2 separate regions of the Mus musculus genome follow, and region 2 is linked to region 1. Evidence: chromatin loops called from intact Hi-C (ENCODE). Cell type or tissue: left cerebral cortex. All regions are shown on one strand. Each heading gives the region's core, and the rest is flanking DNA. Links, peaks and the distances in the headings are about the cores only.

Region 1 (16,154 bases), core at 6,228-11,227:
GATTTTGGCCTACATTCTGGGGCACCAAGTGAGAATGAACATCGGCTTCTTCACCTTTACACAGGAACATGTGAAAGAAAACACTCACCAGGTGAGAAGTAAAACAGCTCACCTCTCACACAGGGGTTCCCTGACACGGATGGAGACCAGACTGAAAGGCACCAGCTTCCCCCAACCAGGCTCCCTCCCCACAGTTGTCCTGAATCCAGACCCTGCCCAGTTCCTTTTATGCAGATCAGACAGTGGGTGCCCCTTTCTGTCTCTTCAGATCTCTTTCAACCCAGAATCCCATTGAGAGGCTTCTACGATGGCCCTCAAATCCCCTGTTAACCAGGAGAGGCTAGGGCTCAGCTGTGACTTGGAGCAGAGTGTAGCATAAACTCCTGGATGCTGCCTGGGCTGGGGCCTGTGTTGCCACTCCATGGGGCTGATGCCATGGGTAATTTAACACCTGTACAGCATCACTCTAATTCTTCTGCTCAAAGGTTTACACTAGCAGGCAAAGTTAAATATCACAGATAATAGTGGCTATAAAGTCAACTAGCCTGACTCCAGCCAGGAGAGGAGCAGCCCACAGTGTGGACTTGGCAAGGCTCTGGTTCTCTGCCTCTCATCCATCACAAGTTTGGGGCATAGGACAGGAGGTCCCCAAGAAGCCACATCTGACTTTGCTTTTGGCCAGCAACCTCTTCTCTACATGAAGCACCAGGGGGAAGTTATCAGATCTCCCACTCCTGATCTGCACCCCAACTGCTCAGTCTTTGGCTGAAGATAAGGCAAAGAAATACATCCAACATTCTAGAACACTCTTCAACTTTCCAGGGCCACTTGGCTCCTAAAACATTTCTTTTCTAGAATGATTTAAGAGAGCCTCTCCCACTTTAGCCCCCAAACACACACACACACACACACACACACACACACACACACACGCACGCACGCGCGCGCGCGCGCACACACACACACACACACACACACACACACACACACACACACACACACGAGAAAGAAAGTGAGAAAAAGAGAGACAGGGGGAGAGAGGGAGAGAGACAGACAGGGAGAGACAGAGACTGACTCTCACTGCCCAAGAAACTTTCTTTGTTTCAATAGGTCGAAGGAAGGCTCCTGGGGTGTGAATTCATTTCCTTGTTTTGTAGCCTAGAGGGTGGGGAGCCAGGGCTTCCAGCTTCTCTCCCTGCCCTTCACCCTTTTTCCAGCCTCCATTGTCTCCCCCAAGTTAGGTAGCTCCTTCTCCACCCTCAATACCCACCAAACCTTTAAGTGCAGCTTTACTGCTCTAATAGATTCCCCCTGTCCCCTTATCAGTTGCATAACATTTCTGTTGGGTCTCCACTGACTACAAAAATCAGTGCCTTAAAGTCCTGTAATTTCTTCCAATGCTTCCACCCTTTTTTTTTTCTTTCACACACACCCCACCTTTTGCCTTCAGAATTGGGTTTGTTCACCCAGGGCTGGAGGTGGAAATGCCAAACTCCTAGGAGGAACTGCCGCAGAACACAGCATTACTTGCCGCTGGAATGTTGGCTCTATGGAGCTTGCAAATATCATTTTTCTATTAGGTCATGATCTTTGACTGGGTTTATATGCCAACGAGGCACTTCTAGTTTACCAAAGTTATACAAATCTCATCTTAATTGATAATCACAGATGCTGTAATTTAGGACCTCCAGCTATAGAGCTTTCATATTAGCTGCTGATGTATTACTGTAAATTGTCTGAAATAACCCAACTCCTGGGAGCAGAGCAGAGAGGGGGAAGTGCCTCCCAAAGCGTCTCTCTCTCCTCGGCCACAGAACCAGCCCAGCTTCTACATCATTTTCTGTGAGAAATGATTTATCGAAGACATGGCCATAAACAACACAACTCACTCACAAACACATGCGGACGCTCGCGTGCACATGCACACACACACACACAATGGTTGGCATGCCGGCTGAGAAGCTGACACCCATATTGCTATAAATCAAGAAAAAGGTTGGAGGAGAGAGAGAGAGAGAGAGAGAGAGAGAGAGAGAGAGAGAGAGAGAGAGAGAGAGAGAGAGAGAAATATTCCTAAAATCTCTATGCAATGCCTCAATGGGTATGAACACAGAGCACCCTGTGAAGAGAAATGGCAGGAAATGAAGATGGCTATTTGTCACATTTTACGACAATAACATTAATAACAAACAATAAATTTACATGGACATATAAGGCGCGGTAGGTAGTGAGAAATCCCTTCTACTTACAGTACCCCAGCCCGCGGTGTGGTTCCAGCTGTGGGGATCTTTTACTGATGCCTCCCTTTCTTTCTCTCTCTCTCTCTCTCTTTCTCTCTCTCTCTCTCTCTCTCCCTCTCTCTTTTTTCTCAGGGTACAGGCTTGTTTTTCAAAGGACAGTTGAATTGGACGTCAGAAACAGGGAGACCGAGCCTGCGATTTTCCTGACGAATACATATCTATTCTGCAACCTAGGCATTAATTATTTAATGAATCACGTGACCAGGAGGGGGAAGGGGGTCTTTCGATTTCAGGCTCAAAGGACCACTATGACCTTCCCCTTCAGGAGGAGAAATTTTCCTGTAAAATAGGTCCCCCCCCAAATGCACCAATGGAATAGTAGCAAGGTCTCTCTCCCACAGGCACATCTATACGTACTCTGCTTATAGCTCCCTACCCCCACAGGCGCACACTTACCCACAGCCCACCTCTCCTCTCTCCCTTCGCCTCCTGCTTCTGCCTAGTTCCTAGAGGTGCAGAAACGTCTGCAGGGGCGACAGGGTGGGGGTGGGGTGGGCATTGAGCCCTTCTGCAAGCCCCTGGTTTTCTCTCTTCCTATTTGTATCCTTTAGAATTGAAATGCCAGTTCCAACTCCAGTCTGTCCCACACTACAGGGTATTTATTTTAGCAGGACCCCACTCCCTTCAAACTCATCAACAGTGTATCTAAGGGAAGCAGACAGGGAAAGGAAGACTCCATGCAAGTCCTTGCTACCTTGTACATATCAAGAGTGGGACTTCTTCCTGCTTTAATTCACTTTCTGATCTTTTGTGTTGTGCCTTTGAAAGGTCAGGGGCAAACATAGTGAAGGGATGACTGGATCTCCCAGGATTGAGAATAATCAGGAGGGGGACTTTTCCCCTTAGCATTGTTACTCTCCTAAGGAGCCAAATGCTGCTACTGATTTGATAATAAGCTCCAGAGACAAAGACCTAGGGACCAAAGATTCCATACAAAAGAAGTGGATAGCGGGACTCTACCTATGCCCATCCCATCCCAGTCTTTGAAAACCACCAATGACGGTACCTGAAGTGGTGAAACAAGAGCTGACAAGAACGGATAGAGAAGCCTTGAAGCCTGCCTGGCAGCCTGCGGTCTATATTTCCAGGTGTTAGTGTCCTAAGCTTCCAATCAGCAGACAATGGAGACTGATCAATGAGGAAAAGATGGGGGTGATACGTGTCAAAAGTGTTAAACATTAGGATAGGAGAAATCCATGCCCTAAGCCGGGAGGTGGACTGAGGGGGAGGGGTATACGGACTCTTTCCTTTCAAGAATAAACATAGCTAAACAAACCCCAAACTCCACAAGTTATAAGTATGAATCTTAGTCCATAGCTGGGGCAGGGGGATGGGAGGGAGGATACAAAGGGAAGTAGAAAGGCATTCCTAAGAAGCCCCGCGTTGCACATTCCCAGTCTTATCTACCTCAGCAGCTCTGGGGTAGCTGCGACCAGGCCGACAGGGCATCCGTGTAATGGAGAAGAATAAAGCCAATAGGGTAGGGGAGCCGGGGAATGAGGAGAAGGGCCTCCTCTGGTTTGTTTAGAAGGGTCTGAACCAAAAGCGACTCAATGAAGGTTAAGGACCTCTTCTTGTACCACACCCCAAAGAAACAGCCTCCCTACGTGTGCCTCGGAGGTTTCGAGGCAGCAGGACCCCTGCGGAAAGTGCTGGAAGCCTGCCCCTGCCCCACGGGGAGGGGGCGCCGGCGGGGCCCAGACTCTGTAGGGGGGGGGGGTGGTCAGCTTTGATTGTCCAGATCCAGAACACAGACTAGTATTGAATTCAGCCTGATGAGGATGAAGGCCTGCTCCAGGCTCCTGCGAGGCCACAGTCTACAAGGTCCCTAGCTACAAATCCATTAAAAGGAAAATTGTCCTTCAAAGACGAACAAGGTGGGGGTAAATGGAGGGAAAGGGGGGAGGGGCAGGGAGAGGAGAGAAGAGGAAAGGGGAGAGAGAGAGAGAGAGAGAGAGAGAGAGAGAGATCACGAAGAAATGGCAATCTTTAAAACTGAAGATAGCAATCCTTAAAACGATGAAATTATTTTTTAAGGACAAGAAAAAGGAGAGCCCTGCTACAGAAAGGAGAGGCCAGGCAGGTTCTGCTAAAGTACGCACACTCTTTTCGGATCCTGGGAAATGTCCATGTTCAAATAAACAAGCGCCTGAGCGCGAACTGAGCGCTTTCTTGCTGCGGATAAAGCGAACATTTAGACTGAGGAAAGCGAGATTGATTTACGAATCCGAACGCTCCAGTTTTATGGCCGATCACAAATCCGTCAGCGCTCAACTCACGCTGGGAAACTTCCCAACTCAGTTTTCCAATCAAAACCGCTCCGTAGTCTCACCACTTCCCAGGGAGACCCACCAGGCTGACTCCAGGACCCTAGTGGGACTAAGCAGCCTCCGGCCCAGGGTGGCGGGCAAGCAACAGAAGAGAGGGAGTGCAAAGGGCCCAGGGAACTGGGGGAGAGGTCAAAAGATTGGAAGACCTCACTCGGGGGTGGCCACGAGAGATGTGGAAGGAGAGCCCAGGCAGCCGCCAGCTCCAAAATGGTTCAGGTCTGGAAATGAGAAAAGGGGGGGAGGATCTTCCGCCGCGGTGAGACTAGGCGAAAGAACACGTTTGGGGGGACCCCAGCTTTTCCCTTCTATTGTCACCCTTCTTCCTTTTGGTGAACCCCTAATTCTCAGGGATTTTTTAACCGCACAAAACAGCTTATAAAAGTTCTACGTGACTAGGTCTTTGTCACTTGGACCTAGAGAGGGTCCCCGCGATGGACAATCGGCCCGTTCGTTATGTATCTTTACGGGCAGTAGTTGGCCATTATCAACAATATCAAAGTGTCCCAGTTTGCCTCTCTGACCACCCCTTCCTGAACCCCCCACCCCACCCCAGTCCCTCCATTTATGCCACCCGGGGACAAAGAAAAAGCCAATGGCTCCTGTTATTTCTTGTCTGAGACAAGACTCCCCAAATTACAGAAAAGATTTATACAGTGTGAGCAAGGAAGGCCTCACACGCACTCCAGCAAAGCACAGCCTCTTCCTTTCTTAAGGAGAGCAGTTCCTCTTCCCAACTAGAAAGAAAAGGCTTCTCCTCCCTTCCCTCTCCTTCCTTCCACGTGTGCTGCTACTGAGGATATTGAATGCAGAAGATAGAGCGCCAGTCACAGAAAAGGGGTCTTCACTCCAGCTTCCCCCCTTTAGCAAGTCTTCCACTTATCTCTTGACTTGAAAAGTTTCTACCAACTTTGGTTAGCAGGGAAAACGCGCGCAGAGCAACGTGCGAGAGGTCCTCCTTTCAGCTCTCTTACTCTACTGCTTATTGAGGTACACAAGAACTTAGAAAAGGAAGATTGGGGTACGGGAGATAAAGGTGTTTATAAAAACAGCTCCCTAAACAAAGGAACTTCAGAAAATAGTTGAGGGGGGGGGGAGAGAATATGAAGAAATATCTCCAAGATAGTGTCCATGGTGGAAAGCCTTTCTCTCCAGCTCAGGAATTTATTCCTCTGATCTGTGACTGGTGACTGTCTGACCTCTCAGTATTGTATTCTTTAGTTCTCCTTCCCTCAGCTCGCTTTAAAGGAGGCAGAGGGGTGGGGAGAGAGAGAGAGAGAGGGAGAGACAGAGAGGGAGAGAGAGAAAGAGAGAGAGAGAGAGAGAGAGAGAGAGAGAGAGAGAGAGAGAGAGAAGCAAATGGAGTTGGGATGGGGCTGGGGCTGAAGCCAAACCTAGGGAAGGAGCTTTATATAGACAGATCAGCACCAGTACTCCCTACCCACAGGACTTCTGGGCTAACTTAAAAAGACAAAACAAAACAAACAAAACTCTACCTTTCTTCCCAATCCACAACAATAGAAAAATGATACATAAATTCTGAGCTAGCAAAGCATTTGGGGACCACAGTGGGAATAAAGAAGCTAGGAACCCTGAAGAGGTGTGACTTTCCCTCTGGGGCAGGAAGCAAGAGCTAGCACAATGTCCAGTCTCAGAGAGGTCAAGGGGCTTCCGAGGTCATTTTGTGGTTCTAATACCAAGCTAATCGCCTAGAAAACGTGGCCTCTCCATGAACTCTTCCTCCTGCCATCCTCCCGCCTCCAAACTCTCTCTCAGTGAGGCCTCAGGGAAAAGGGGACAGCACATTCAGGTCTAATGCAGAGTCCACCAATTCCCCAGCCTGAGAAGTAAGGCCCCCAGAGGAAGAACAGAGCCCCCAACCCAGAAGCAAAAAGAAAAGAAACTGAACACGGGAGACTCCAGGAGGCCTGGAGTGTGGGGTGCATGGGATTGGGTGGGGGGTAGAACAAAAGAGAATTTCTGCTGCACCTGGTCCTGAGCAGTTTCTTTTTCAATGAGTAAAGATTTATCTAGAATCCCAAACTAGATACAAGAAGAAAACCCAACCAATTCCACTTCTATCAGTTCCAAGGATAGGAGACTCCGTCAAGAACTGGATTCCTTTTTTTTTTTTTAAAGGAGACTTCAATGACAACATCTCACTGGTAAACAGTGTAGACAATCAGGAGTCCCAGGACACAGGCACACACACACACACACACACACACACACACACACACACACACACAGAAGCTCTCCCTGTCTGCATTTTTCAAAACCAGAGAAACACTTCTGAACAGCCTCACAAACAGCCTCTCTGGTGTTTTTCAGGAGCCCTGACACCTCCGTCCTGACCAGTTCAAACACTCTCCAGGTGTCCAGGCCTCTCTCTCCTCTGTCTCCACGTCTCTCCTTTTCTCCCCAAACATCAGTCATCATAAAAGGTAGCAAACCTGCCCAAGCATCCTCCATAAAATAAAACCCCACAAAGATAGTTGAAAAAGAAAGAGGAGGTGAGAGGTTTTCTTTTTCTTTTACTTGTGAAAAGAGCCCATAAAATGATTAAAAAATAAAAAATGAAAAAGCCAGCCCAAGCCAGGGCTTTGTTACCTCTGAGCCTCTTGCCCGCTCTCGCCTGAGCTCCTCTGGTCCCGTTCATGACGAAAGGAAGGCTTCTTCCAAAACTGAGAGAAAAAAGTTTTCAACTTTATGGCTCCAAAATTTTTCCCCCTTGCCGATCCGGAGAGACGGCTAACACTTTTTTCCCCCAACAGCCGGTCTGCGGAGATTTGCTGTTGAATAATGACAAAGGAGAGAGGATACGTATTTAAAGAAAAGAAGTGATTAATGGTTTTCTGTATAATTCTCACATTTTTCTTAGCTCTTGTCTACACAGAATGGCTGTGAACTTTAAGCTCTATAGAAATCTTCGGTCCGTCCTCGGCCTCCTCCTCCTCTTCTTCTTCTCCTTCTTTTTAAAGATTCTATTCATACCTTCCAAGGAGCAGCTTTGACTTGATTCTTTAGAGACATTCCTGGGGGGGAGGCCTTATGGTTTTTAAGAACTATTTTTCCCTCAACTAAGGGTTGTCTTATCTCCTTAGCTAGAACATTACACCACAACCAAGACAAAGCTAACCCTCTCATCCTCCTCCAGGGCTACAGGCAACTCTCCCATCCTTCTTTCCTTTCTCTTTAAAAACTGGTCTTCTGGTTTCATTCTAAGGGGCATTTCTACTGCGCTGGGGATACTGGCCCGATGGGTTCTCTGGCCTACTCAGATTCCTGCTAACCTTACAGGCTAACCAGAGAAACGTAAAATAAACAACAATCAAACATGTGCAAGAGGTTGGCTCTTTATTTTCTGGAAAGAAATGGAACAATAACAACAACAACAAAAACTGAAATGACTTTTAACTGTGGAGTTTCCTGGAGGCAACGTAGCTGCATCCTGGGCCATGACAGGCTCACAGAAGCCAGGTTTAGAACTTCAGGCCTTAGAACTTCTTGGCTGTGGTACACAAAAGTGACCCAGACCTGGCCTAGGTCTCTGAGGATCACCTGCACTCCCCCCCCCCATTCCATTCTAGGGGGTTATTGGGACCTCAGAGACAGACAGCTATTTGGTCCCCAGCCTTACTTTCGATACTTTCTATGAGAAAGAAAATGAAAATTAATACAGGAGCAGGGCTTCACAAAAGAGCCCATTTGTCTTCTTGATTATCTATTTGCTTGTCAGAGTTTGAGCTATGGCACCGGCTAGTTCCTTTGTAATATAAAAATACTCAGAAACCCTGCAAACACCCAGAAACATCTGTGCAAAAAATTAGACTCATTAAAGCCTTAAACACCTCAGAGGAAAGTGATACCTTCTCATTGCGGGGAGGAAGGAGGCTGGCCTCGTGGAGTCCTTTCTCGAACTTTAATAACCAAAGAGCCGTCTGTCTAGAAGGAGACAGCTTAACTGCATTTTATTTGCTTATGACAAATAAATCCCCATATGAAAGACTTTGCCCTACTTAAGCCTCTGGTGTCCTACAATGAAACACACACACACTTACACACACACACACACACACACACACACACACACGCCTTGGGGACTGGAATCAGCCCTCCCAATCCTTGTGATTCATTTTTGGACTGAATGGGGGAATTTTTTTAAGTCTAAAACAAAACACATGCACCCCAAAGGGAAAACAAACCCAGCTTCCACAACTCAGAAGCTTCTGAGAAAGAAATTCCTAATGGAGTTTTAAAAGGAGAGAGAGAGAGAGAGAGAGAGAGAGAGAGAGAGAGAGAGAGAGAGAGAGAACTTAATTGTGAGGCCATACCCTCTAGGATGCTTGGCATACACACTGGGGGGGGGCGCACTTGCTCACACCCTTAACTTCAACATTCCAACAAAACCACGATGTGATGGTCACAAGAAACCAAACATTTATTTCTGTTGTCACTCTGTACAGGACACAAATTTTCACACCAACAAAAGGTTCTAGGCTCAGGCAGCCCCAGAGGTAGGAAGGGGCCTGGTTTTGGAATGTCAGAAAGAGAACAGGAGAGAGGACACACATGACATAAAATAATAATAATAATAATAATAATAATAATAATAATAATAATAATAATAATAAACGATGCAACAATGATAACAACGGGAGAGGGTTCTGCAACATTGTCCTTCCAGAGTAGGAGGGCCACAGTATTTTATTTCCTAATTTCACATTCATTTGTAACCTAAGAGAAGGCCTTGACTCTACTACTGTGAACTGCCCAGAAGACATTCCCAGCTCCCAGAACTCAACTGCCCCTCACCCTGCCAGGCCTAGCTGGACCTTCTAGCAGAAGGCCTTCTTGGGTGTCCCAATTGCTACCTTTCTTTTTTCATTTTCATTTATTTCTTGGGCTCGGATTTGGGAACCCACGTTGTGCAGACTGCCCTTCAATTCCCTTCTGTTCCCCCTTCTAAGTCTATGGTGGAAGGGAGTGAGCAGTCTTCCCACCCACCCCCACCCCAAAGTGGGTACAGACAGGGAGGAAAGTTATATGTGTGTGTGTTTGTTACCGTGGCCAAAACACTGTGCTATCTGGCAGTCTGAGGGTGCATTCGCTGGGTGTCAGGAGTAGGGGACAAAGAAAGAAAAATCCAGGCTGTGATCCAGCAGCGACAGCAGCAGAGGCGGCGGCAGCGGCCGAGCCTGGCCTCATTTGTTAGCCAAGTGTCGAGGTAATGGTCGCCACCGAAGCTCGCTCGCCCGTCTTCTCCTCGGCAGAGTAAACAAGACAGATGGGCCCGGGCCTGGCGTGATTAAAGATGAAGCCTGGATCCATCTTCACCAAAGCTGAAAACCAGGCGCAGCAGACTCCTCCATTTCTCTTCTGTCTTTTCCTTTCTTCCTCCTTTTCTTGCTTCCTTCCTTTCTTCTTTTTCTTTTCTCTCTCTCTCTTTCTTTCCTTCTTTCTTTCTTTCTTTTTTTTTTTTAAAGGAAGAAAGCAAGAGACTCGAATCTTGTCTCCGAAGGACTTTACCCGGCTCCCTTATTGTCCTTTCTATAAATAAGGCTTCCCTACCCCCCTTCTCTGTGTTTATTCCTTATAGATAAAGTGAGGGTAGGGTAGATAGATTTTTTCTGGGCTCAAGCCCGGGGACCCTCCCATACCCCGCACCCCCTTCGGTGCTCGCTGTTCCCCCCACCCCCCCATGTTCGAACTCCTGCTTGGGGGGCACTAGAGCGCAGGGGGGCCTCCGTTGGGCCGGCCAGGGGGGCCTCCGGCTGCGCCCGCGGTGCCACCCGAGCGGATCTTGGTGTTGGGCAACTTGTGGTCTTTTTTCCACTTCATGCGCCGATTCTGGAACCAGATCTTGATCTGGCGCTCGGACAGGCAGAGCGCGTGGGCGATCTCCACCCTCCGGCGGCGCGTCAGGTAGCGATTGTAGTGAAACTCCTTCTCCAACTCCAGGACCTGCTGGCGAGTGTAGGCGGTCCGAGAGCGCTTGGGCTCCCCGCCGGCGTAATTGGGGTTTACTGGACACACACAGAGAGAGAGGGAGAAAGAGAAAGTTTTATTGCCCCCGAAAGGGAGGAGGGAAACCCTTTCTTCCTTCCAGCTAACACCGAGCCTCCTGCTCCCACTACCTCATCTTGGAGGGAGGGGGTCGAAAAAGGAAGACCCGTGAAAGAAAAAAAAAAAAAAAACTCAAACTTTTGGAGGGCTGTACTGTTGTCCTTGTTGCCTGGGGGAGGGGCACTGTGAGGAATCTTGGAAAGATTTTCATCTCACTCTTTGGCTTGAGGACCCCAATGGCGTGGGGTAGTGGGAGGGGGTGTTGCCCTAGACCTTTCCCCGGCTTAGTTCCCACCCTCACTGCTCAGATTCCAAGCAGCGCCTTCCCCTTAGTAAAAACTTTTGCCTACTTCTCCAGCCAAGGTACCAGATTGGAAGAAAGGGGAAAAAAAAAAAAAAAAGAAATCCAGGAAGTTGATTCAACTCTGTGCTTAAATAGGGATTACCTCCTCCTCTTCCTTCTCCTCCCCTCCTCCCACACCCCTCCCCAACTTCCAACTTTACTGGGACTGCGAATCCCTGGCGAAAAAGTCGCTGGGAGAATGAAGAAGAGGATGACTTCAAAGGCGCAGGGCCCACTAGGCCATAAAAATTTATGGGCGATGTAATTATGTGGCTCTGAAAACAGGAGACCGTAAATCTCTGGCAATGGCGAGTTTATAGCGGGGACAATTGGCTTCCCCTCGCTCCCTCCCCCACATGCCTCGGAGGTCCCTTCACTGTAAAGCGCCGGGGGTGGGAGGGGAAGGGGTGCCCACGCACTCACCCGTGCTCACGTGAACTTTGCGCATCCAGGGGTAGACGACGGGCTCTTTGCACGCGGAGTGGGACGGGCTGGGATGCAGGGGGTTCTGGGCGCAGGGAGGCGGCGGGGGGCTGCTGCTGACCGCCTCGCTGCGCTGCCCGGGCTCCGGGAGGAGGGCCCCGGCTGTTGGCTGCACTGGAGCCCGAGGGGACAGCCCGGGCGGTGGCGGGGGCGGCGGGGGCGGCGGAGGTGGCGGGGGCCCGGGGTCTCGGCAGGCCGCGTAGCGCTGCACAGTGCACGGCGCCCGGCGCCCAAAGGCCGCCTCCGGCTGGAAGCCGCTCTCTCGCCTCTGGCCGCCGGCGTAGTACCCGGGCGAGTGGTCGCTGGGTAGGTAATCGCTCTGTGAATACTCCTCGCACGGAGGGAACTTGGGGTCGACATAGTTTGAGTTGATCAAAAAGGAACTCATAGCCATTAATTTCTGGGAATTGCCCACAAAATATACTAAAATTTATTCCGACCCCTGACTCGTTTTCCTGTTTCCGAAAGCCCTCCTACTTACTGTCAAGTGAACAAAGTTAGAGGCCCACGTGATCCTCCGAGCCAATGGCCACCCGGCCTGCGATTCCCGGATAAGGAAATCTGCTCACCCGGACCCTACTCCAGCCAAAGAGGTTTATTTCCCCTTCTCTACCCCTCCCCACCCACCCAACACCAGGATTTACATAGGGCTCCCGCGGGGAGACCCCCTCCTCGCCTGGCTTTCTCCACAACAGAGAGGGGTGATGAACTAAGAAAGAGTGAGCAGGTTAATTGGAGGGCCTGTTTGGGGGTGAGGGGGCTGGGCAGAGCACAAACCCTGCATCCCTCAGAAGTTGGGGCTGCGGGTGTAGCCCCCACCCCTGCCCTACCTAATCTCCACCAACCTTTCTCTGACTCCCATAGGGCCCCATCTCCTCCCCAGGATAAGAGGGAGCTCACGCACTAGGTGTCTGTGTGGGGTTTTAAGTGGTTGGCCGACCAGGGAGCGCCTTCTTGAAATGGGTACCCACTAGGTCATAGGGGCGCTGAGCTTGGGGCTTCTCAGTGCAGCCAGATGGGGAGGGGTAGGAGGTGAGTGAGGAGGCGTCGGGAGCTAGAAGGCGGGTGCGCAGAGGGACTTGTCAGAGATGAATGGAACCGCGAGCAGATCGATAGGAAATTCACGCACTAATTCGGGGAGACTTCGCCTTCCAAATCGCATTTAGCTGCACTATGAGCATCGGCTGTGTCCGTCAGTCTGTCCTCCTCAACACTCCCTCCCTTTAACCCACAAGGCCCAAGGTCAGAGGAACGGCTGGACTCCCTCCACTAAAGACAGAAGATACAATGAAACCAAACCAAACCCGCAAGTTCCTAAAACCAATTGAATAGTAATTTGCTAATTCCAGATTCGTCGAAGCAATGCTAACCAAGAGTTCTAATTGCCGCTAAAGCCGCCGCCTCTGTCAGTGTGGCAGAAAGAAATTTCACAACCTTGAATACTAAGTAAAGGAGCCCTAGCTGTGACGCCCCCACCAACATCACACGCACAAGAACACCCATGGCAACCTTATGTTTTCAGGGCATCTTGTCTTGAATTCAACGAAACAGCAATCTTCGCATCCTTTTAAAAAGCAAATTTCCTTTGCCTTTGCACACTGCAGCCTTCAGCAATCTTTTTTTCCTCCTCATGATTTCCAATAAAGCCCCCTGGACCCAGAATAAGAATAGGTAGGTTGGGGCTTAAAGATAAATTTTAAAACACCAGTAACATTAATCTCTTGAGTGAACAAGGACCCAAGCTTCCAGGGGTGTGCATGGGGACACCTCAGGTAGATGAGATTTCTCCCTCATTGGTTGAGGGAGGAAAAGAAAAGGAGTCTTCTTGAAGGCAGTCACTGGATTGTCCTCATTTAGAAAATAATCTATTTTTCTTCTGGGAAAGAATATGAGCGGAGTGTTTATGTCAACTACATATTCCCCTAGATACGAATTTGTGACCACAAAATTCCTTACACAAATTCGGATCTACAGGGTATATACAGAAGACAGACAGGTCTTCTTGGCCCAGGAAATTTCCAGTTCTCTTACTTTCCGTGCGTTCTTCTTTTGGGTGTGATCTGAATGTTTTCATTTTTATTTCGTTTTGTTTTAATTTTGAGATCTGGGAGCAGAAAAGTCACTGTGGGTCCGTTCTTGGGATTACAAGGGGTTTCAACTTTCTATTCAAAAAATAAAATAAGATTTTTTAAAAAGGCAGCTGTTGTGCAAAGGGACTCGAACCTCGTGGCTGCCGCGCGACTTTCGGTGGCGCATGAATTATTAGATGTAAACATTAGCTAAGCACAAAAGAAGGAAGGGTCATCCCGAGGCTGCCTCGAAGTCAGAATCAGGCCTTTCTGGGTGCCCTCGGCCCCTCCCCTCCCCCCATGACTTTTTTTTTTTTAAGAAAAAATACAAAACCCCAAATAGGTTCCTCCCTTGCCCCCACAGCCTTTAGTTTGTGATCAAACACATATATAGATATTTTCCAAAGCAAAGGGAGGAGGGAGAGGTGTCTGGGTGTGAAGGGGGTGTAATAAAAGTCCTTTTGGAAAAAGTGAATGCTAAAAAGAGAGAGAAAAACAGCTGTGAGGAAAAATGCTGGGAGACCAAACAGATGGCCCCCCCCCCCATATTTAATGACGGGCAATTCCGTTTACAACCTGAGAAGAAGATCAAAGGCAGTTCATTTCCGAATGAAGGGCAATGAGGAACCATAAAAGTTGCAGCCAGATGATGTGCAGGCCCCTCCCAACCTCACATATCCCCCCCATACCTCCTGGAGGCTGGAATAAGGGGACACCCCCCTAGAGGTGTGAGGAGGACCCCCCCTACCCACACCTTATCCCCAGGCAAGGATCCTCTGTCTAGAGGCTCACTAACTGGGCCCATCCACCTGCTTGGGTTGCTGGCTGTGTGGCCAAAATGGGATTCTGGAGTTTTTGGGTGAACTTCCTGAAGCTCCCACTAACATTTGACTTTTCTAAACTGAAAAAATGAGAAATTGAGGATCTGGAGTTTAAACTGGGAGAGCTGTGACCAGGTGAGGGCAAGTGTGTCCAGCAGAGTCTTTCTCACTATCACCACCGCTATAACACCCTAGGCTTGGGGGATACTTCTGCCCTTACTGAGTAAATTACAACACAGTCAATTTCATGAACATACACAAACAAGCCAAACCCACGCATGCACACACCAGGAACCCTTGCAAATGGGCAGGAGAGCTCCCACCTGCAGGCAACTGGGTCCAGAGACCTCAGTCTTTGTTGTTGTTGTTGTTGTTGTTGTTGCTGCTGCTGCTGTTATTGTTAAACCTCATAGATCTAGGCATGGCAATGTTGTCCTCTGGGTTTGTTTTCTAACCCCAATGCCCTCCTATAGGCCAGACTCATACTTAACTGGAGAGAGAGTCAGAGAAAATACATTGTAGTTTTGATCTTCATCAAAGACGGGGTTCAATTTAGTCACCCATAGACAAAGTGTGCTGCTTTGACCCAAGCATCAAGCAAGAACAGTCCTCTCAAAAGGTATTTAGAAGTACCACGACCCACTCCAATGTCCAGGCCCCTCCCCTATCCCATATCTCCTGTCCTGCTCTTGAATACTGGTCTAACTCTGTTTCAGAGAGCAGCTAGTCTACATTTTGCTGATCTATGCTTTAACAAGGGATGTGGCCCAGGTTTCCTGAGCTCCAAGGGAGAGGAATAGGGATAGAGAGATGCAAAGCTGGGTATGGTTGAACCTAGGGCCGGAGCACTGAGATTTTCGCTTTTGCGAATAGGAGAGCCACCACCTGCCCTCCCACCAAGGCGCAGCTGCAACCCCCATCCACACTCCCTCCCTGTGTAGACGCCAGGGGCGGAAGACAGGATTTATCTGCAACTCCAGGACAGGTTTCATTGCAGCTACACGCAGCCTCACCTCTCTATGTCTAGAATACCAACAACAATAACCATAACAATGAAAACACGCAGAGCCAGGGGCTTGGGCACGCTCTCTGCCCTATCTCTAGTGCTCCGGATCCTTTAGAGGCCACTTGGCTGCCTTCTCCTGGCAGCCACAGGTTGCTAGTGTGACCCCTCGCTGCCCAGCCCAGCCCTTCTCCGCCATCACAGGCCTACCCCCGGCGGCACAGAAAAATCATCCACCTTTTATGGACGAGTTGGAAGGGAAACAGAGAGGAACAGGAACCCGAGGGCCAACCGGAGGTCAGTCTCTAGCGGGTCCGGGCACCCCAAGCGCGTTGAGCATAGCAAGGGCCTGAGCCGGCAAGAGTACTCACCCAGCCGCTCCCCGCCTGCTCCAAGCCGACCGGCCGTGGCCCGCTGAGCAACAGCGGAGCTCGCTCCTGTCCACTATTGTGTATCCGGAAAACCGAACCGCGGCTGCGGGCAGTGGAACCACATGCCCCCTCGGAGGCCGGAAAAGGACTTTTTTTTTTTTTTTTTTGGTGTGTTTTTGTTTTTGAAGAGCAAGTTTTCGTATTAATCTCATACTTTGGCAGTCTTTGTTAAACAGCAGGCGCGTCACGAGGTTCTCGAACATTTTAATAATTTTTAGACGCCGTGACCTGCGGTTCACCCCTCTCCGGGCCTCCCCCACGAGCAGGCAGTTAGTATAATATGCTCACGCAGTTCGCTCGGTCATATTGAA
Region 2 (16,154 bases), core at 4,685-9,684, 120 kb after region 1:
ACCCCACCCCCTCTGTGCTGAGGTTACCTTGTGCCTGGCTTCCTTATGTGACTTCTAAGGATCAAACTCAGGTCTTAACACTTGCAAGGCTAGCACTTTCCTGGCTGAGCCAGATCTCCCTCTCTGAGCCATTGTTTTGATGTAGCATCTCTTGGAGCCAAGCCCTGCACCTCTCCCCACTACCTCCCCGCCAAAAATAGAGTTTCTCTGTGTAGCTCTGGCTGTCCTGATACTTGCTCTGTACCAGGCTAGCTTTGAACTCACAGAGATCCTCCTGCCTCTGCCACCCCCAGTGCTGGGATTAAAGGTGTGTGCCACCACACCTGGCTGCCAAAACCCCTTTAACTCCTGACCCTCCTGTTATACCTGTTAAATGTCTCACTACAAAGTTTTACTCTCAGGTTCAGTGCCAAGAATTGTAAGACTCTGTACCTTGTTTTTCCTATATCTGTCTGGTAGTGCCCAGGATTAACCCAAACCAAGAGCTACCTACTGACAATCTGGTGAAAACGTGTTGCATTCTCTTCTTTTGGCAGTGTTGGGAATGAAATTCACAATCTTCTGGATTCTAGGCAATCACTCTTGTTAGCATTTCTTCTAGGCTCCGCCCAACAGTTACCTAGCAACAGCCAGGTAAGAGCCTGACTTGCTATAAAAGGACTGTTTGGCCTGTTTCTCTCTCTTCTCTTTTCTCTCTTTTCTCTCTTTCTCTCCCTCCCTCCCTCCTTCCCTCCCTCCCTTCCTCCCTCTCCTTTTCCCTCTCTCTCCCGTTCTTTCTCTCCTTCTCCCTTGCCTCCTCCCCAACCCCTAATGTTCCCAGCTGGCCTCCTCCTTTCTCTTTCTGTCTGTCCCTGTCCCACATCCCTGTCCAGACCCTTCTTGTGGCTGGTACCTCAGGGGGAATGTCTCAACATGGGCCCGCTAAGGCACCCCCTCCCACTGCATCATGCCACCGCATTATAAGACATCAGCTCTACCTCTGAACTACACCCCTGGTCCCAATAAGGTTAATTCTTGACCAGACTACTCAGCCAATTTCCCTGAAGTTTCTTTTACTTAGCCTGAAAGACAAGAAGTTTACTAACAATTTGGGTAGGTTTGCCAAGAAGGTCTCTTGGAAGACCAGAAGAGGGTACAGAGCTTGTGAGATGGGAAAGCTCTCATCCCTACTAAATCTCCACACACCGTCTCTCCAAGTCTGTCCCTCATCCACTGCATGATTCCCAGGGCTGCACAGGAAAGAGTTTGAAACAAGAGCCAGTGACTGAGTATAGGTTCTCTCACTTCCAGCAAGAAGGAACTGCCTCCGGCTCTTTGGCCTCTGTAAAATGGCAGATTCTTTTCTTCTTGATGTACCCCGCTGTACCACACAATATAAAAGATGTGAAAGTCCACAGGAACATTGGAGATCCTTAGAAAGATAAAGGCCAGGCAGGAGATGTAACTCAGTCGGTAGAATGCTTGCCAAGCTTGCATGAAGCCCTGAGTTTGAGTCCCGGTACCCAGTGGACTGTGCACCCTGCCATATCCCAGACTTCACAGGTACAAACAGGAAAGGCACACGGTCACCGACATCCGAGGCTATGAAGTGAGTCGGAGGTCACCTAAGATGACATCAACCCACCAACTTGAAAGAAGGACAGGGCTCAGTCTCAGGCCAGTCTGCAGAGCCAGCCCGAGGCATCATATTAGATCTTCTAACTATGCTACCTGCTAGGAGGTGTGGGGAGGGGTGGGGAGGCTGGGAATGAACGCAGTCTCTGAAGCTGCTTGGATCCAGGATGTAGCTGAAGATATAGGCCTGGGTTTTGTCCTGTTTTGTTTTTCCCTTGAGTATTAAAATGCTCTGTGTCCTAGAATCCCAGATGATGCTATGAAGTTGGAAAAATTAGCATTCTGTTCCAAATATACCAAGGCACATTTGCTTTCGGGGTTGAAATGATGGTTTTTAATAAGCTGGCTCCAGGCACCTGTCACCAGTAATGGAAATTTTTTGCCTGGGAATATAGATCGATTCTTGTTAAAAGACCACAAGGTAATAAATTCTCCACCACTCAACTGAGCTTCCCAATCAGGACTCGGGACAACAAATCTCATCTTCTGGCACTAACCCTTAGACCCCTGGTCCCTGCCGACCCTGACCTCTGACCCCAGTCAGCAACCTCTCTGTTACACTTGCCTTTTAGGGGAGCTTGGGAGAATTTACTGAGGCTTCATAGAAGACAACTGTGCCTAGGACTGGGGCAGCAGAAAAAGACTGGAGGAAGGACCCCAGCTGAGTACTGTGATGTCCTGCTGTCAGCAGATCCAGGGGATGGGGAAGTCAAAATAAACTCATCACAGAAATCCAAGGCAATGTTATCAGCTCCTCTGGCCTGTGGAGGCTCACATCCCTGGAAAACCAAGAGTGGTTTATAGATGACCTGATTTTTACAAAAACCACCTAACTAGTGAGCTTAAATAATAGCTACTGTATAATGCAGACTTTCTCCAGTAATTGAGACGATTTAGGTACCAAAAGACATGCTCAAGGGTGGTCATAAGGGCCAGTGAGGCGCTAACAAGCACATATACACACACGGGTGCATTAATGGTAATTTTAAGAGTTTTCAAGACAAGAGTTTCTCTGTGTAGCTAGGGTTGTCCTGGAACTTGCTCTGTATACAGACCAGGCTGACAAGCCAATGTCAGTAGGAATCAGAATTGCTGCTATCTCTGGAATATTATAATGGAAAGGGCAGGCAGCATGATTAGGGGCCAGAGAATGTTCTGGAGTTTGTATTGAACTGCTTTTATATGGATACACACTCATAGATAAATATTCATGAGGCTACACCTGTAAAATTAATGTGCACACACATGTGTGCTAGAGATACATGGCAGTACTGGGGGTCGAGCCTAGATCCTCATACATGCTAGGCAAGCAAGCGCCCTCCCAGCCGAGCTGCCCCTACCAGCTCCATCTTTTTTTCTTTTGAATATGGAAAGCCATTTCTGATATCCTTTCTTATAAAATCTAAACACCTTTCTCTTGACCCTTAAGGAAAATGGAATGAGATAGCAACTTTAAATTATCACCCCTCCATATGTGAAGTGACTTTAATAGCCACTTACCTGTGCCACATGGGAAACATTTTTCCCCCTTAGCACCACAAGAATTAAAGCCTGTGTCCTGCCTGCCACAAGGCATCTCTAATCTCACTTGCCAACAAAGTAGTAGGCTCAGGCTTCAAGCTCTGCCCCAGGCTGCTTGCTCTGGGTCGTCATCATCCCTGGGATAGCACAAAGCACACACAAAGTGGGCCAGCTGTATCCCTTCCCTCTCGCTGAAGAGTGAGCCAAGGGTCTCAAGCATGCTAGGCAAGTTGTCTTCTGCTGGGCTAACTCTCCAGCCTGCACCGGAGCTCAGATTCAGTAGTTCATTGTGTATTTGTTTATTAGATAAAACCACCACTTTTACTTTACATGGCAGCAGTCAGCTGTCTGTAAATATTACAGTTCATCTTTATTCTATCCTGCTTTTTAGCTTCCTCCACTTGCTAGGGCCCTCAAAGACACAAGGCTGCAACCTTCACAAGCAAAGTCCAGGTGGGTCCAGAACTCAGGAGGCTGAAGCAGGGGGATTTATTTGGGGGCTAGGTTCAACTGCATGAGGCCCTGTATTTCATTGGAGTGGGGCTGGGGAGCTTCTCTACTTGACAAGGGTTAGCATTGGGGTGAGAAGGGAAAGCCTCTCTTCTCTCTGTCTCTCTCTGTATGTCTCTCTCTGCTCTGTCTCTCTGTCTCTCTGTCTCTCTCTCTCTCTCTCTCCCTCCCTCTCTCTCTCCTTCCCTTTGCCTCCCCTCCCTCTCCCTCTCCTTTCCCGTCTCTACACTAACTGTCAAATATTTACTTCTGGTAAATATTTTGGTCTCTACAAAGCACAGATAACACCCTAGCAAGGGGTGAGCCATCTCTGTTCGGATGATCTCCACCCCTTATTCACTTCCTCCTCCAACTTCCGGCATAGCCCTCTTCCTATGTAAACAGACCTAGGCTTTCGGGGCTCATTGAAAAGAACAGCGTTTTAAAACATGAGAAGCAAAAAGACAAACTCCCCCGATGCCCTACTTAATGAAATTTTGTCTCCAGGACACATACCTGCCACTGTGATCAAATCGTGGAGCATCTTCATGGAACGTTTGAGAAAGCTTCCGTTTGCGGTCTCCTGGTCCGAGCTGAAACTTTGTAACCTAATAAGTTCAAAGCATTCTGTTCCAGTGGGATGCAACTCGCATCTTCCCACCAAATGTACTAAGAGAACACTTTTTTTTTTATGAATTAATTGTAAAATTCTAAGATCCGGGTGGGAACTGGTCAACATAGAAAGCGCCAGGCCAGCAGAGTGGAAAGATCTCAAACAGAAGAAAAAAAAAAAAAAAGGAAACAACCCAAATGCCCAACAACTGAACTTTAAGTTGTATTTTGGGGGGAATAAAACTAAGGGCCTTGAGCGTGCTAGGGAGCACTCTATCTCTGAGTTAGATCCCCTAGAGATTTTTTTTTTTTTTTTTTTTGCTGGCACCTCTAGAGAATTAAGTATTGCAAAATTATTAGAGCCAGGATTTTGAAACATGTTTAGTGACACTGGGAAACGTTCCTAATTTAAAACTGAATTTAAAACTCAACATACACATACACACAATTATTTAAAAAAATCGATTTTGAAATACACTTGTACACAGAATAAAGAACAAGCAACAAAACACATCAGAGATTAAACCTTTGAAAACTTTGATGGCGGGTTCTGCGATGGAAGTTTATGGGATGGCAGCTTGTGAGATGGCAGCTTATGGTATGGACTTTGTTTTCTTTGTAGTATTTTAATACTTTGGAAAGTATTGTTATGTATTGGAAGTACTTTGTAGAAGTAAAGTCAAATATCAGAAAATACTTGACTGTACGAATATGTTGCTCTGTCAATCAAGAGGAAGAAAAGGCAGTTTTGGAGAACAGGCTGGACCTAAATGACCACTAGAGAAATGGATTCCTTAAAACCTGACAACTCTTTTCTTAATATCACAAATTTTAAAAGTACTAATTAGAAACTGCAATCACCTGGGATGCTGGGATGCCGCTTATGGCCCAAGAAAGGCACGTTTTAAAGCAAGCTTGGATGCACAGCACTGAGAGTCAGAACCCAGGCACTGGAGATCAAAAACTAGCTAGTAATAGAGGCTCCAAATTTAAATCACTGGCAGACAGAAGGAACGCGGGGATGTTTTGTAAGAATTTTCCAATCCCGGTTTTCTATTTGTGTGATGGTGGGTGGATGGGAACTAGAGAATATGTCTTTATTTTTATTTCTGTATTTTGACTCTCCCCCATTAAGAACGTTGTGGAATTTACTTCATTGTGTGTAATCCGAACCTTCAGGGGAAGCATTTTGGTCCCCTTTTCCCTCTAAGTCAGTTTCCGCAGAAATATTTGTGCCCAATACTGTAAACGCTTAACTTTGATCAAAATGCAGCACCCAACAAACACAGAACCAGGCGAGTGCCTAGTTTAAGACACTTTTAAATGTTTTTCCCCCAATTGAACCACTTTGTTTCTCCTCAAATTGTGTCTCCTTCACAGCACGCGACGCCGGTGGTTGAGAACGGAGCAACAAATTGAAATTAAAAAGCTTTCTTGAACGCTTCCCCCTCCTCCAACACAATGTCACAATTAGGAGCTACCCCCTCTTGGAATCAAACTACTGCCCTAATTTCTTCGAAAAGATAAAGGACGAAAAGTGAACTTGACCCGAGAGTCTCCCCACCTCCCCAACTCCCAAGGTCAAGACAAAGGGAGAGGGAATGGCTGAATTCTTTCCTGGGCCTGGAGGGCAGAAGATGAAAATACCCAGTTCTTTATTCCAAACAGTCTTCGGTAGGAACTGGGAGACAGAGCATCCATGACATTATCCTGATAATTCACTCGGCCACTTCCCTTTTGCCACTGTGAATCTGCCTCCTGGCAATTTTCTCCGGCCATAAATGGAAGGGCCGGAAACTTTGCAGGAGTTGACCAGATCTGGAGTCTCCTTAACCTTCCTCCCGGGGTTTGTGGAGGTGCTCCTGGAAGAGACTCCTGGGCCGGATCCCACCCGGGCAGAATCCCATTCTTCTCACCTCAGGCCCCCAGGCTAGCCGGGCTCTCCCTGACCGCAGCTCGCCCGGGGCCACCTTCTACCCGGCATTCTACAGCCAGCAAACACTCCCACATCCCGCCGTGGACATCCGCTCTCCTCAGGCTTCCAGGATCGGGAATTCCTAAAACAAAAATGATCACAACCAAACAAAACAACCACAGTTCAGTGGTTGTTTTCAGTACCCGCTTCTACGGCCCTCTCACCAGTCACGGGCCTCGGCTCTCAGCAGATCTCTGGGAAAGACGCACTTCGCCCGGGTTCCCCGGCTGCAGTGGCCGAGGTTCCTCTGCGGGAGACGGGAGACGCCCCGTTGCCCGAGCTTCTGCACCCTCGTCCTGAGACAAAGATCGAGCACATGCGAGGTTTGGTGGTCGCTCTGCGGGCAGGGGGACCTTCCGGGCTGCAACAAGGGTAGTGAGGACCGAGCAGCAGGGTGACCCGCCTCTGATTGAGCGCTAGCTGGAGCTGTTAATCCTTTGTTATTTATGCACGTGTTTATCTTGATGGCGAGAAAAGATACTAGGGGGCTGACTGCTTAACCCAAGGTAAACTCCGGGGAATGGAGAGTGCGCGAGAACGAAAACGCTAGTCACGCGGAGCCTAAGGCATCGGCCTCATTTGCTCTAAGGCCTCAACGACGGGTTTTGGGTTTTTTTGTTTTTTGTTTTGTTTTGGTTTTGTTTTTGTTTTTTACACTCCGACCCTGTTCGTTCTCCCAGAAGACAAGGACCTTTAATAAAGTAACGCCTGATTTAGAAAGGCCAGGTCTCTGGCGCTCCAGGTCCTTCCAGAGCCCCCTCTGCCCCTTTCCCCTCCACCCACTTCTCACACTCCCGAAGGGCTAAAGGAACGTTTACAACCTGACTCAAGTTCAATGACAAAACCTTGCTTGGAGGGGGAGGGGGAGCGAACTTCACCCATTGAACCAAACAAAGGCTGGCGCTTGTCTCTGACAGGGAGTTGGGTGTGTGTGTGTGTGTGTGTGTGTGTGTGTGTGTGTGGTGCCTGCCTGAGTGGAGGAGCGGTGGTCAGAGTCTGGAAGGGCCACAGTGTCAGGTTCTGCCCTGTTTTCCAGGCCCCTGTGAGATACACCCCTCCTCCCTACCTCCATCCAGAGAGGGAAGTTCACGCAAGTCTCTCGCTGGGTCCTATAGTTTCCTACTTCCTCTCCTGTGTTTTCCGCGCGTATTTTCTTCAGTTTTCGATATTCTGAACATCTTTCCAGTTCCTCCTGGAACAGGGCTTCTACGGGAGAAACCTCTCCAGGTGGCAGCCTGTGTGCCTCCCTCCTGTTTCTCCATTTGTCCTGACTGTAATAGTTGGTAAATATGTCCCTCTACCTCACAGGACAGAAAACATAAAATGGAGTCCTCAGCGCGGGGAGGGGAGCAGTGAGGCAGTAAGACCTAAGAGCTGACAGGGAATCTAATCAAAATTAGGGGCAGGCATTGTGTCCCCCCAGGTCTCTTCTGCCTTCCACCTCCAGTGGAAACTGGCATGCACGAGGTGCTTGAAGTGAAAACTGAGTTGAACTAAATGATCACATGCGTTTTTTTTTTTGTTTTTTTTTTTGTTTTTTTTTTTTTTTGGTTTTTCCGAGACAGGGTTTCTCTGTGTAGCCCTGGCTGTCCTGGAACTCATTTTGTAGACCAGGCTGGCCTCGAACTCAGAAATCCGCCTGCCTCTGCCTCCCGAGTGCTGGGATCACATGCGTTTTATTTACCCTGTTTTCACACTCAGACAAATCTACCCAGTCCCCAGTGAGGCAAGGGCTAGAGTGTTTGTAAAGCACCTGCCCTCTGTGATCTAAATAGAGAGTTCCAGAAGGAAGCAGGTGTTTGTCACTGCCTAGGAAGAAGTTTGTTAGAGGGTGGGAAAGACTGGCTTCCTGGTCTGTCTTCTGGTAAAGACCTGGAACTCAGAAATTAAGAGAAGTCCCCTTTTGGGACCAAGATTCTACCATTTTGACACAAATAAAGTGAGTGGCACTATTGTCTCCATTTCTTTACTAAGTAATGAGTTCAGGGTGGGGGACAATAGCCCTGAGGGACACTAGAAAAGGTGCCAGTTTGGGGGAAATTGGGTATTTGCTAAATGTCTGCAGCTGAACTTACCCACCCAAACTTCAAGTTAGCAAGTTAGTACTCTCAGGAGGTGACCTATCCCATGATGCTTCATGATGCTCCTGTACAGAAAGGGTTCAACACTGCTGTGTTGGGACCCCTTCCAGTGTCTCCTCGGAAGCTACCACAGGAACTTCTGAGAAGGCATTGAGGAGAGGAAGGGAGCCAGAGGCCCTGAGGGGAGCTGCGACACTCTGCCCTGGCATTGTGTTAATTTCCTGTCTGCTAGTAAATCATTATCCTTGTTGGATCTTGTCTAGCTTTCAACACAGGTACAAAACGTTTTAAATAAAAATGAGAACATTAACAATATTTATTATTTTTTTTCTTGCCAAGATTCCATCTGGTCAAAGACAAACTTAAAGCCACATGCCCAAGGTACCCAGGGTACCAGCAAGCCTCTCCCTAGCCCAAACCAAAAATGTCCCGCATACTTCGAAGCATTTTCTTTGTCATTTTTGACCCGAACGACATCCCTTCAAAGGCCATCAAGATGCCCCTGACAGTTGCCTCTGAGAGAACCTTTGAGGCCTTTCCTCTTATTGCAGAGACTTCCAGTGTCCCTCAGTGCTTGAGCGACATTCCTTCAAGGGCTTCTAGAGGCAGATCCCAAGTTGATACATAAGAAACGCTCGGTTACAGAAAACTGTATGTTAGTTTACAGTTTAAAAGAGAAACTCTTGCAAGCAGTAAACCAAACAAAGAGGATAGGATAAATAACACTCTTGATTGGTCTGCAGAGGTGGAGATGGGGACCCAGTTGCTTCTAGACCCTGAATTCTTCAAACATCTGCCCAAAGATTTCAGCCTGCTCTTGAGATTCCCACAGCTAGAAGAGGAACCCAAGAACCTAACTCTGGGGTGAGGCAGAATCCCTGGCCCACCATTTCTGAGGCTAGAGAGAAGGCTGAAGAATCTACTCTGCTCCTAGGGTAGGGGATATTTGGAGCAGCGGCTCCCATAAGGTCTCTGGGTAGTAGTAAATGCAACCACCAGCCCCAGCTTTCTCAAAGGCCAGAGATGTGCGTTTTACCCTTCTACCCCGCCCCATATTCCCCCTCTCTCCCCATAAAGAATTTAGCATTTAGTAGAGTGGGGGAGGGGGAGGGGAGACCACCAGCCTGGATCTTCAAGTTCAATGGCAAAGTCCCTGACCCCCACAGACTGGGTGCCCACAGTCGTTGCTTTCCTCTTCCCATAATTCTGGGGGCTACTGCATTCCTTTGCTGCCTCTCCTGTTTCAGGGGGCAATTAGGGGAGGCTAAGGGTAATGGTGGCATTCTTTCTTTCACAGTCTCGGACCACTCCGTGCCCTTCCCCCACCCCCCACAACTAGTAGTCGTGAAAGGAAGGCAGGCTGGCATCTGTTCCCCCATTGGATGTTTTGAATCTCTCTTCCAGCCCCAACCAGAGCCGGGAGGAGGGACGGTGCCCCGCGCTTGGGCAGGAGGAGGTGGGCGGCTCCTGAGTTTCCCCTACGTCTGCCCCGACAGAGAGTGTTCAGGTGGGTGAGCTTGTGGTATAAATGCCTTTCAAAAACCACTGAAACCTCTTCCCTTCGTCTTTTCCACCACAGCCGCCTGGGCGCTTTATGGCAGTCGACGGTAACGAGTTCATTTATTTAATTCGAGATTGTACTCTGGGGTTTCTATTAGATGGGACTGGGGTAGGGATGGGGCGCGGTTTCCCCGAAAGAAACCTAATTAAAGTGCAGCGCTTAGAAACTTGAATGGGGGTGGGGTGGGGGAAGCTGGGAACCCTCTCTGTGTTGGGGGGAGGGGAACCGGCAACCCTTCCGAGCTGGAGGAGGAGCCTGCATGCTAGAGCTGTCTTTAAGCAATCCCCAGTAATAGAATGCTCAGGAGAGGTAAAACACATTTTCATTACGCTGCAAACCTACCAGCGTTCTCCTACCTCCCCAACCCCCGGAAGTGTTTGCCTGCATTAGTAAAAGGCCGGAACTTGAAAGCCTGGGGGTCACCCTTCGCTTTGCTGTGGCTGGGACCTAGATTCAAAAGAGCTTCCGGAAGCCCTGTCCACACACTTGCCACAATCCACTCATTGGACCTCTAGAGGCCTAATACAGTCCACCTGCTTAGTCGTTAAGAGTGATATTGGCACTAGGGTGTAGACACCCTACAAAGGGTGTCTTTGTTTTTTGTTTTTTTTGTTTTTTGTTTTTTAAAATGGTACATTGGAATCCAGTTTCGTTACTCTGAGCTGGAGGAACTGAAATGGGTCGGAGGGAAGGGGAGGGTATACAGAACGGCTCAGAGTAAAATTATACCTTATTAATGAAAAAGGTATTCCCCAATTATTTTCCGGAATAGATGCGTGTCCCAGGAATTGTTTATCCTTTGATAGTATTGTCTGAAGTTGTCACAGATTTTTCTCGGTTGTTTTAAGAAAGAAAGGAAGGAAGGAAGATCTTCAGGTATCTCTTACTGAAAAGAAAATCGCAGCAGGTGAGTCAGGGTAGTCACGGGCATTTTGTTGTATTTTACACATAAAGAAGTGAGCAGTGTCGAGGTGGTTGGGTCGGTGGTGGCTTCGCAAAATGCGATTGGGAAAAAGAGTTCCCTAAAATTGCTTAAAATGAAATTAAAAAAAAAAAAAACTTGCTTCGTTTAGGTTCCATACAAATAAGAAAGGAAATAAAAAGTAGAAAACCCGCCGTGCGTGGTTCTGCGTAGGAAGATTAATTTATTATCCCGGTGGAACCAAGAGATGGATAGAAGGCAGCGGGCACCTGAGGCCTTGATCTCCAGCCCTTCCTGCCCTCCTCCGGGGCTTATCCGAGGCTAGACTGATACATCTGCTGGAATTCCTGGCGCCTTCGAGTCCTGGAGCTTTCATATTCCCAGAACCCTCGGAACCTGAAGGCCAGGAGGTCCCAGGCTGCAGCAAGCTCGAAGCTGGGGGGGGGGTGGGGGGGGTGGGGGGGTGGAAGTAATGGATGCAAGCCTTGGGCGGCGGGCTGGTTTCCTGAAATGGCAAATGTCTACCGGAAGGGGGAGCGCTTGTCTTCTTAATAGTTCAAAATGTTGGTGGCAGAATAAATCTCTAAGACCCCCCAAATCTTTTTGTCTGTTCTGAAATTAGTACCAACGAAAAGTAGAGGAACCATAGAATTTTAAGCCCTTTAGAGTAGACTGGTAAATGTAGAGCCTGGGTGTCCAGAACTTTCACCTGCCCAGGCCTCTCTCTACTTGGGCCCTCTGTTCATTGAGATGGCACAGTGCATCTTGTGGCTTCTTGCCTAAGTGGGGAGCACACTTCACAGTGCACCTACTCACTTACCTCACAGGCTCCCCACATTCCTGTCTATGCTGAGGCCTCACACAAACCTCAGGTCTGGGATGCTAGGGACCAAAGAGTAAGAACCTCTCCTTTCAAAAGCTACCCCAAAGTGGCTTGGAATGAGGAACGCGGGAAGCAGAGATTGATCTCCCAAGCAGGGTTCAGGACCCTGGGGCCTTGGGGGCTTAGGCTGGACCACGGGTGTGTGGGGGGGCGGGATGATAGAAATTTCCAAGCTCATCGGATCTCTGTCAGGATCTGTCTGGGTCTCTGAGGGGCACACACATCCTGTGTCCCAGGAAGTGGAGGTGATGTCCCTCTCCTTCCTTTTCCCCAGACTTGGCTTTTATAAATTAATAATAATAACAAGACATGGTTTCATCCATAGTTCAGATTGGCCTGAACTTCATGGTGTAGCCCCTCTGGCCTCAACTTAAACTTGCTGCAATTTTCCTACCTCAGTATCCCAAGACTGAACTTAGAGGCCTGTATCACCACACCTAATTCCTGGCTCCTTTTTGGTAAACATATCTAGAAGAATATATGTAGCTTCTCCCGCCCCCTCCCCCCCCCTGCTCATTCTTGACTGGGAGAGAAGCCAGAGCTGGGATCCCACCCCACCACTGATGCACTAGAACCCTTGGCTGCAGTGCTTATCCTTGGTTTCTTGGAAAACCATAAACCCTTTTTAGCAAGGAAAAACTCACCAATACATTGGCCACTACCTACCACTAAATGGCTACTCAACTCAAGGCAGCCACTTCAGTCCCTGAGGCATCTCTGGACTTCAGGCATGGTGCTCCATCGCATGGCAGAGACCCACCAGACAGTCCAGGTAACCTTGGACTGATGTAACCTTGCTGGCTCTGCTGAGCAGGGTCCTATAGTTCTACCCCACAGTGGGTCCAAGTACAGTCAGGGAATGAGACCCTCAAGTCTATCTCCTGCTGCCACTTCTGCAATAGCCATTCTCCCCTGCATTTTCCAGGATTTTTGTATTATATTCTGGCTTGTGAGGAAGAAGAGGGAAAGGTTGGTGCCACTGGGTGCCTTTTATTCGGGGACCCAGACAGTAGAAGGGGAAAGAAGTCGAGGCCACTTTGGCTTTGGGTGCCAGGAACCCCTCCAGGCTAATCCTGGGTCTCTTCAGTTTTTCCAGTTGCTGCCATTTACATAAAAAATACAGTTAATAGCAATAAAAATGGCATCCTCTTCTCCCAGGCCTCGAGGAGAGAGGTTCCTTCAGTGTTAAAGAAAGGTGACCAAGAAAAATAGTGGGGAATAAAGGGGCCATTTTTTTGGTTCCCCAAACTCTGGTTATGTTTTCAAAAGCCCAAGGATAGGGTGCCCTCTTCTGTAACCACTGGGCCTGGAAGGAGTCCTGACAAGGCCACATGTGACTACTGCACGTGGCTCCTAAATGCCCAACAAACCCTAATCCAACTGGGTCAGAACAACCGGGATAGGCCAAATCGATCATTTGCCAAGAGAAGCAGAGTTTAAGAAAGTGCCCAAGTAACTGTCTTGCCAAGTCTGTAAGTCCTTCCTTGGTATTCACTTCCTGGTGGGTTCTGACCCAATCAGGGCACTGGTTTCACTTCACTATAATATCTCAGCATTTGGGATGGGGGCTTCCCATTGTGTATAGCCTAGGAGGTTGTCCAGGAGGAAGGAGACCACAGGAGAAGGTGGGCAGGGAGGAGGGAGAAGCACTCTCTAACTGGTCTATCCTGCCCTGGTATCATCTCAGAAAAATGCCAAGTGGGTATGGGCACCTTAGAAGGATGAATCTACCTTTGTCCCCCCACCCCATTCTCTCTCCCCTCCACCACTAGAAGGGGGGCACACTGAGTGTACATGGAAAGGAATCTGAGAGGAAACTGTCCTACAAGATCGTCTTCCGAATTTATTCACAATCAGCTCAACTCATGAAAGCGATTTCTAAGTGCTCAACAGAGCTCTAGATAGAAAATATGAGGCTAATTATCATGACAACTAGTACTGGTTATGAGATTATCACCACGGTCCAGATGAATGATTATGACTGATACAGGTTCTTCAGAACCGTGATGGAGGAGCCTCCCGCTCCCGGCACATGCAGGATAGCCCCGAGGAACAGTCCAGAACTCAGAAGCCTGCTAAAGGTGTCATCTCTTGGGGTCCCTCAGCCGAGTCCTCTGCCAGTCCTGGCCCTGGCAGGCTCCCAGTTCTCCAGGACAAGCCCTCTTCCCCTGCCCATCCCCTCTGGTGCTCACGGGGTAGTGCTGGTCTTGACCTTGGCAAGAACCTTCTTCTCCTTGACCCGGCGGTTCTGAAACCAGATGGTAATCTGGCGTTCAGAGAGGCTGGTGGCTGCCGAGATCTTGCGCCTCTTGTCCTTAGTGATAAACTTGTTGGCTGCATACTCCCGCTCCAACTCCCGCAACTGCCCCTTGCTATAGGGAATGCGTTTTTTGCGGCCTCGGCGGAAGGCACAGCCGTCGGGAGGAGGGTGCTGGACACTGGGCTCTGTGTGGTGGAAAAAGAGAGGGAAGAAAAGGCATCTTAGTCCCCTCTCTAGCGCAAGATCAAGCGCAGACCCAGGCCCTGCACGCCTCAGGGCTACGTCATCCTGCAGGCGCTTCCTGATCATCCTATGTGTGGGCCCGGCTCCCTCAAAGCACACAGCCCTAGATTCTGCCTGATTCTCTGATAGCCACTCACTCAGCCTCTGCTCCTACTGGCCACCCCCACCATCACTGACCTCACACCAGGAGTCTGCAAACACACCCACCCTGTCAGGTTTTTGTCCACAATCACACAATCCACTTTCACATGCGTGTTCGGATTCAGCCACTCCTCCAAACTGGCAAATTATGTACATGAGAAAACAGGGTTCTGTTCCCTACCCAACACACACATACACACACAAACACCATGCACACACACTTACACGCACACTCACGAACACACCCTTCAATACACCCTCAGTCAAAGAAAACCTAAATTTTCCTTTCGAAATTGACCTAAAAAAAGGAAAGGGTTATATTCTCGAGGAAACACCCAATATCTCCGATCCCACCTCTCAATGCCACTCTCGAGACCACTGGATTATGTCATTTGGCCTTTGGGCAGAATTAGTCTGGGATTGTGCTGGGTAGGGACTCTTTGCCCCCAATCAACAGCAGAGATCCAAGGTTCTCCCGACATATTCAAAGACTGGTCCTAGAGCCTCCTGGAGAAGTCAGGAAGGCTAGCACCCTGCTGAGGCCCCTTATTCTGACCCTCTGAGGCCCTCTTGTTGCCTGGACCCTCCCTCACAGTCCTAGTAAATAACCCAGGAACCCTAGGCCCCTCCTCATCAGCCCGAAGTTTCCCTTCCTCTCCTCTTCCTCCTTCCCAGCAAGTGCCAGCGTAGCCCATGCTGAGCCAAGGGGAGCCAGAGTAGAACTTACCTGCAAACGCTGCTTTCCAGAATGGACCTGGTGGGTTCTGTTCACCTTGGCAACACATCTGGCTGTTCCAGCCACCGGCCAGGGCCCAGGGCTGGTAACTGTCCACGGGAAGCAGAGAATCGTGGCGAGGCTCTCCGGGGGCTCCCAGGGTCTGCACCACAGACACATCCAGGTAACTGGCCATAGGCTGGTATGGTCCCGGGTAGCCCGGATAGAAGGCAAACTCGGTGGGACGGCTGGGATACTCCTCCCCAGGTGCAGGAGTTTCCGAAGGGTAGGTAGCCAGGGCGGCCGTCTGGGCACAGGGTTTCAGGGAGCTCCTGGATACTCGGCAAGAGTAGTACCCGCCTCCAAAGTAGCCATAAGGCACAGGAGCTGGAGATGCCCCCTGAGGCACCCCAGGACAAGGGTGGCACTGCTTTGGTGGCTCTGCAGAGCCTGGCAGATCCAGGGGGGCATAGTTGACAGTTGGCATCAGCGTTGGAGCCGCGGGATGGCTAGCCAGTGGGGAGGAGTGGGAGACTAGATTCCGACCCCCTCCAGCTCCCAGCAAGCCTTCGATATCCTTGGCCCCGTCCAAGGTGGCATAATTGCCGGGCTCCATGGAGCCAATGATCGGCTCATGGGGAGCCGAGGGTGAGGGTTCTAGGGGGCAGCAAGCTGTCTCTCCCCACCCAGGCCCAGGGAATCCTAAGCGTTTTAAATCGCTCCCAGCTCGAACGGCGCCTGCATTCGCCTGGCTGGGCCGTCTTGACGCAAGAGACGCAAGAGCCCGGGCATGAGCGCTGATTGGCTGTGGCCTGGGGGAGAGAGGCTCATAAAATCCTCCCGCAGAAATTGCAGGGGGAGAAGGGACGGGGAGCCCGGCTCCGCCTCCTCTCTTCCCTTCTCTTCCTCTCCGCCTGTCTCTTTTTCTTTTTGTATGTGTGTCTCTGTCTTTATCTGTATGTGTTCTGTGTCTCTGTCTCTATATGTGTCTCTGCTTCTGCCTGCTGTCTCGGGTCTCTGCCTGCGCTCTCTCTCTCTCTCTCTCTCTCTCTCTCTCTTCCTGGCTCCCAGTCTTCTGCGCTTTGGCAGGTTTAACGAGAGAATAAAAAGCTCTCCCAATAAAGTGTCCATCTCCTG

Evidence for each region. Peaks named below come from ENCODE experiments on the same cell type or tissue, not always from the same donor. Only the 100,000 strongest peaks of a DNase experiment are listed, where the experiment ranks them.
Region 2: a loop joins it to region 1, with 2.6 times the contacts of the local background. A loop is called at or near these places in 3 of 42 quality-filtered maps.

The regions. Positions count from the first base shown.
Region 1 is chr11:96,314,529-96,330,682 of GRCm38, reverse strand. It overlaps Hoxb4 (homeobox B4), which reads right to left and starts at 12,416. Exons shown (of 2, transcript NM_010459.7): 1 at 11,460-12,416; 2 at 9,045-10,653. The coding sequence starts at 11,913. The coding sequence ends at 10,355. It overlaps Hoxb3 (homeobox B3), which reads right to left and starts at 7,557. Exons shown (of 4, transcript NM_001079869.1): 1 at 7,238-7,557. Mir10a (microRNA 10a) reads right to left here and starts at 13,518; the gene lies at 13,409-13,518. In left cerebral cortex, for the core only: no CTCF peak of the experiment used is centred there; no DNase peak of the experiment used is centred there.
Region 2 is chr11:96,193,922-96,210,075 of GRCm38, reverse strand. It overlaps Gm30134 (a long non-coding RNA gene), which reads left to right and starts at 6,450. Exons shown (of 3, transcript XR_001780305.1): 1 at 6,450-6,534; 2 at 9,036-10,760; 3 at 10,927-10,941. It overlaps Gm11538 (predicted gene 11538), which reads right to left and starts at 6,622. Exons shown (of 2, transcript NR_108029.1): 1 at 6,376-6,622; 2 at 4,596-6,293. Hoxb13 (homeobox B13) reads right to left here and starts at 15,760. Exons shown (of 2, transcript NM_008267.4): 1 at 15,030-15,760; 2 at 13,466-14,103. The coding sequence starts at 15,633. The coding sequence ends at 13,847. In left cerebral cortex, for the core only: no CTCF peak of the experiment used is centred there; no DNase peak of the experiment used is centred there.